Linked DNA regions of Homo sapiens: region 2 is linked to region 1. A link is an interaction called in ENCODE POLR2A ChIA-PET data of the cell type or tissue named here. Cell type or tissue: IMR-90. All regions are shown on one strand. Each heading gives the region's core, and the rest is flanking DNA. Links, peaks and the distances in the headings are about the cores only. Region 1 overlaps ITGB5 (integrin subunit beta 5). Region 2 overlaps SNX4 (sorting nexin 4).

The links. ChIA-PET counts read pairs that join two places held together with the same protein. Peaks named below come from ENCODE experiments on the same cell type or tissue, not always from the same donor. Only the 100,000 strongest peaks of a DNase experiment are listed, where the experiment ranks them.
Region 2: POLR2A ChIA-PET joins it to region 1 with 5 read pairs; 1 of 35 experiments calls an interaction of 5 or more read pairs at or near these places.

The regions. Positions count from the first base shown.
Region 1 is chr3:124,771,170-124,774,085 of GRCh38, forward strand. ITGB5 (integrin subunit beta 5) reads right to left here. Exons shown (of 15, transcript NM_002213.5): 11 at 2,521-2,743. Among named protein-coding and RNA genes, the nearest start is that of MIR544B, 40 kb to the left of the region's middle. RefSeq lists enhancers at 928-1,643, 1,644-2,358. In IMR-90, for the core only: no CTCF peak of the experiment used is centred there; a DNase peak (open chromatin) is centred at 1,362; H3K27ac peaks cover 207 bases.
Region 2 is chr3:125,469,720-125,472,635 of GRCh38, forward strand. The region is part of intron 8 of SNX4 (sorting nexin 4); the gene reads right to left. Among named protein-coding and RNA genes, the nearest start is that of SNX4, 49 kb to the right of the region's middle. In IMR-90, for the core only: no CTCF peak of the experiment used is centred there; no DNase peak of the experiment used is centred there; H3K27ac peaks cover 288 bases.

The sequences.
Region 1 (2,916 bases), core at 252-2,751:
CTCTTGAGAGCCTGTTAACTGAAATCAGCTGGGTGTTGAGTGTGAACTCACCCAAAGTGAAAAGTGTGGTTAGTTAGATCCAGAAAACGAAGACTGGCTGCCCTGAAACCCCCAGAAAAAAAAGGATGTAGGACATTCAAAACCTGGTGCCTCCTAACAAGCAGCAAGTAGAAAAAACAGACTCTGATGTAAGTCACCATCAAAAGGACTTCGTTTAAAAAGAAAAAAAAGTTCCACCTAGGCTGTGAAAGAGACAGAGGGTCAGTGTGGCCCAGAGACAAATAAGAAGGAATAGTGGGCTGGGTGTAATGGCTCACACCTGTAATCCCAACACTTTGGGAGGCTGAGGTGGGAGAATTGCTTGAGTTCAGACGTTTGAGACCAGCCTGGTCAACATAGCAAGACCCTGTCTCTACAAAAAAATAAAAATTAGCCAGGTGTGGTGGTACAAGCCAATAGTCCTAGCTACCTGGGAGGCTGAGGCAGGAGGATCACTTGAGCCCAGGAGTTCAAGGCTGCAGTGAGCTGTGATGGTGCCATTGCACTCCAGCCTGGGTGGCGGGAGTGAGACCCTGTCTCAAAAAAAAAAAAAAAAAAAGGAATCGTGATATTCCCTTGTGGCATCTCTTTGCTCTCCTTGCTCCCTTCATATTGTGTAATGAATAATAAATTATTAAGTCTATGTCTTCTAAGAAATAAATGCTTTAAACATTTAAAGCTAGAGCTGTTTTCCCCTGGGCCTTTGACTTAAAGCCAATCCTCCATTGCCTGCTGCTCCATAGGAAGGCAAGACTCATTTGATGAGCTCCATGTGTATTGTCCTAGCTTGACCCCAACTCCCCATTTACCTAGTGTGCCCCAAGGACTAGAAGCATAGGCTCAAAAAGGTTCTGCTGCTGGGAGCTGGAGGTTGGGGGCACCTCCCTCGGATACAAAACGTGGATAATGGCTGACTCTGTGCTGGGATGGCCACAGCTATCTGGGCTCCAGATCCAGGATCCTAACCTTCCCCGGGCTGTTTCTACTTGGATCTGTTTTTTCTCTGCTCTTAGCAGGTCTAAAGTGAATCTGTTTTTCTTCTTCCTTACTCTCCCCCATCTCCTCCAATTAAACACATTAAAACCCAGCCCTGTCTATCTTGTCTCTCCATCTGCAGCCAGCTTTCAATTACCCACGCCTGGGTTATTTATGGCAAATGTCCAACCAGGGGTTCTGCCACCCAGAACGTTTCCGAGCACAGACTGACCAGCAGCCGCTGCAGGCGCAGGGAGCATGAACTCATTTCATTATCAGCCCGAGCCAGACATTTGGAAGGGAAATCTGCCAAGAGAAAATCACAGATGCGTTCCTCAGCCAAAGAGAAGCGACGTTTGTATTATGATTTGTTTCTGATCCTCTGTGTCCCTTCCTCCTTAGCATGGGTAATGATGACACAGCTGTTTCTCCAGCAAACTCCAAGAGCAAATGTCACTCCTGCTTTCCAGGGGCATCATTCTGTAATTCCCTCTCATTTGCACTCTGGTGGAGCATGCGGGGCTGAGCAGGAGGAGGTCAGCACGGCTATGGGAGGCCATGGCCGAGTCAGCGAAGGCTGGGGCCCAGGTCTAGACAATCTCTGCATTCAGCAGCAGCACAGAGCCCGTGTTCTATTATCTGTATAAATGGAGCAGAAAATTCAAAAGCCATTTGCAGTGGTTTCTGGCATGCCTTATCTAGGTCGGGTGCCTTTCTCTCCAATTTACTTTTTTTTTTTTTTTTTTTTGAGACGGAGTCTCACTTTGTTGCCCAGGCTGGGGTGCAGTGGTGCGATCTTGCAATCTCCGCCTCCCAGGTTCAAGCCATTCTCCTGCCTCAGCCTCCGGAGCAGCTGAGATTACAGGCACGTGCCACCACACCCCGCTAATTTTTGTATTTTTAGTAGAGACGGGTGTTTCACCATGTTGGCCAGGCTGGTCTCAAACTCCTGACCTCAAGTGATCCACCCGTCTTGGCCTCCCAAAGAGCTGGGATTACAGGTGTGAGCCACCATGCCCGGCCTCTTTCCAATTTACCTTCTGATGATGTTTGTCAGCATTTCCCATAAGGGTTCTGTGAAACACTGTTTGGGAGATATCAGTGTGGGGGATTTAATTCATTTGAAAAAAGATGCACACTGTATTCTCCTGTGAAAGCACACAATAGTACACTCAAGGCTCTGAGAAGGTGCTATTTTTGGTACCAACACCAATTTAATTTCATTTAACTCTGTGATTTCGTGATTTCTAAACGTGTTTAGGAACAGAGTAGCAGTTTTGTATTTCTTGTTCTGTTTTTGTTTTCTTACAAAACCCTTATGGAACCAGCATTTGAAAGCCACAGTTTCAGTTACGGTTGGTAAGAATGCGGCTCCCCAGCGAGGCTTGCTGGGTGGGAGATGCAGGAGGTGAGGAGTGGAGGCTAGCCGGCCCTGAGGGCTGCCTGGCTGGACCACAGGCCTGGCCTGGGTGAGAAGTAAGGTGGGGCTGTCAGTGGAACCAGTACCTCTTGGTGCTGCATGCATCCGGGCAGGTGGGGCACTTCTCACACATCTCCCCAAAGGCCCCCGGCTCCGTGCATTGGCACTGCCCACAGAGACAGTGCCCACGCTCGCTGCAGATCTGGCCATCTCTGCCCCGGCATGTGCTGATGTCTGTCGAGCAGTTACAGTTGTCCCCGATGTAACCTGCATGGCACTTGCATTCCCCGCAGTGACACTCGCCATGGCCTAAAAGGATACATGTGGCACATCAGCACCTGCTCACCTTTACACATGAGCACATAACCATCTGGTGCCCCACATGCCAGGACTGGGATTCAGCAGAGAATGGAACACCAACTCTGCCCTCAGAGCCTGTTTGGGGAGATAGACAGAGGGCCTAGAGCCAGCATGAAGGGACA
Region 2 (2,916 bases), core at 132-2,631, 700 kb after region 1:
GATGCTTGCTGCTAAGCGGAAGGTAAGTATCATACTCAACAGCTTCTGGTTATAGATTACATTCTCAGTTAGGCGGCTGATTTAAATCATTTGTAAAGCTTTTAAAAAATACGGATGCTAGCCCTACTCTTCATCTACTTAATCAGAAGCTGTGGGGATAGAGTGAGACATGTACATTTTTAAATACTCCATGTACGGCTCTGATGAACATACCTGATTACATGCCACTGTTCTAGTAGCTAACAGAAAAAGACAACTGTATAGAAACAGTAGGTGCAGAGTAAAGTTTTAATAATAATAATCATATTACACAAGAAAGCTACTAGAGCCACAGATCATTTTGTTGTCATTTCTGTGAAATGCTTTACATTAAAAATCTTTTTATGGAAGTTATATATGCTTATTATAGTAAACTGGGAAAATAAATCTATAATCCCAAATGCCAAGAGATAACATAATTTGATACACCTCCTTCTAGTCTTATTTGCGTAATTTAAAGTGGCTGAGATCATATGGTATATGTGAGTTTGTGTCATGCTTTTTTTAAATAGTATTTTCCCATACTATTAAAATAATTTGTTCTAAATGTCATTTTAAATGGCAACTCACAATCTTTTTAACCAGTTTCCTGGCTATACAGGTTGTTTCCAATTTTTCTGCTATTTAAAGAATGTATAATAATCATCTTCAATTCCAACATATCATAAAAAATAAAATAGTATTATACTCTTAGTATAGATGAAAACTATGTATCTTTTCCCTAAAAAGTTAAAAAAAAAAAAACAAAAAACACAACATTTTGTGTACAATTTCAGAGACTTCAGACAACCTGAAGTCCACCCTCACCTCTTGGATCTAGAACTCGAACTGAAAAACCACAAGGGTCGCTCTAGTATTTTGTAGCTCCATGAAATTAAAAAAAAGAAAAGACTCCAAGAATGCCTGAAAGTCAAGATTTTGGACAGGAATGAAAAATATTAATTACAACAAAAAGAAAGGTTTAGAGCTAAATTTAGTAACCCAGTCTGGTGTTCATCAAGGATAAAATCTCTAGCCCCAAACAGGTCTGTGCAAATAGGTTCTATTTGTTTATATTTCTGTACGAGACTTTGTTTAAACATAAGAGTTCCAAGCTAAAAAAAGGTTTGAAAATCACTGTCCTCATCTACCCCAACAATTAAGAACAGACACTCAGGCCCAGAAACCTAACATGGTTTACTCAGTCAGGCAGCTGATCAGAGACAGAGCTGAGCCTAGAACCAACCTCCAACAGAGTCCTGTATCTACCAGTCCCAACTTAAGGCACTTAACTTTTTTTGTTGTCTTAGTCAAAAGAGCTTTTTGGCAAGGCATGATGGCTCACGCCTATAATCCCAGCACTCTGGGAAGCCAAGGAGGGCAGATCACCTGAGGTCGGGAGTTCGAGACCAGCCTGACCAACATGGAGAAACCCTGTCTCTACTAAAAATACAAAATTAGCCAGGCATGGTGGCACATGCCTGTAATCCCAGCTACTCGAGAGGCTGAGGTGGGAGAATCGCTTGAACCCGGGAGGCAGAGGTTGCGGTGAGCCGAGGTCGCGCCATTGCACTCCAGTGTGGGCAACAAGAGCAAAGCTCCATCTCAAAAAAAAAAAAAAAAAAAAAAAAAAAGCTTTTCACCACTTACCATACATGTAATTAAAAAATTAAAAATTATAGAATTATTAAACACAAGTACATCTTTGTGTCTTTGAGCTCTGAGGTACATAACAAGTTGGTGTGCCTTTGCACATAGCTTTTTGAAAGAAATGTGTCTATTTTCCTGGAATCTCTTGAAAGGAACTGTAACACTGAATCTGGGAGAGACGGTTACTTTTGGTTGCTTCCATATGGATTCACAACCTATGAATTAAGATGAATATTTTAAAATGTTCAATTAACAGAACACAACATTTTAGGCTATTAGCTCCTCACTGCTTTCATCAGCTTTAAATGCATAGTTACTGGTACTTAAAACTCTTTCCTCCTCTTCTCTAAGTCTTTTGCAGAGTGAACCCCACCTATGTATTTAGTCCATTTCTGCACAGGTGGATCTGAAAGTTCCTGTCTGAGCATGAAACTAGTCCTATAAGCCCCTATGGGGAATAGCCCTTTTTTAGGCTTATCCTAAATTGGGTCAGGTGCTATTAATAAGGGAAGGAGGCTGCAAAAGGCCTAGGGATGTAAGGGCACAAAATAAACTCCTCTACTTAAATGAACAAACAAATAAAACAAACATAACATCAGCAGCACCATGAACATACTACAAAATCTTCCCTGTTTCTTCTCTGTAAGCCTAATTCCTGCTCATTTCTCACCTACATAACATCTGTTGCTTCATGTCAGTCCTTTTCTAGTCACAGCTCAGTCTTTTTTCTTAGTCCATTCTTTCACTCCAACCTCCAATTGCCATAATTTTACAAAAATTACTTAAGGAATATATTGAAAAAATTTCAATTAAGAAAAAAAAGCTGATAAAACCAGCTTTGTATTTCTTCCCCTCTCAAACTGCAAACCAAAGAACAAATTAATTTTTTTTCCGATTATGTGGCCCCCAACTTTTGAATTTTTTCATTACTCTTATAGGTCAGCAGCACCAAAAAGATAAAAACCATCTCCCACAAACTGGCGCTGCTCAGCAATCCTTTCCACATTCCGAAGTGTTGCCTTCATCAGTGCTTCTCAAGCTGGGATGTTTTCATCATGGATATTGGAAGCCATATAATAGACATGGCACACTCTTTCTGAAGAATAAATTTTACTTAAACATTAGTGGGGAAAAATAAACTTTTAAAAATAAATATTAAAGTATCCATACAATGTAGATTTTGCATGAATTGATAAAACTCAAGCCTTCAGAGAGTTCCTGCACTTGGTACAGCTGCTTCTGGCCAAT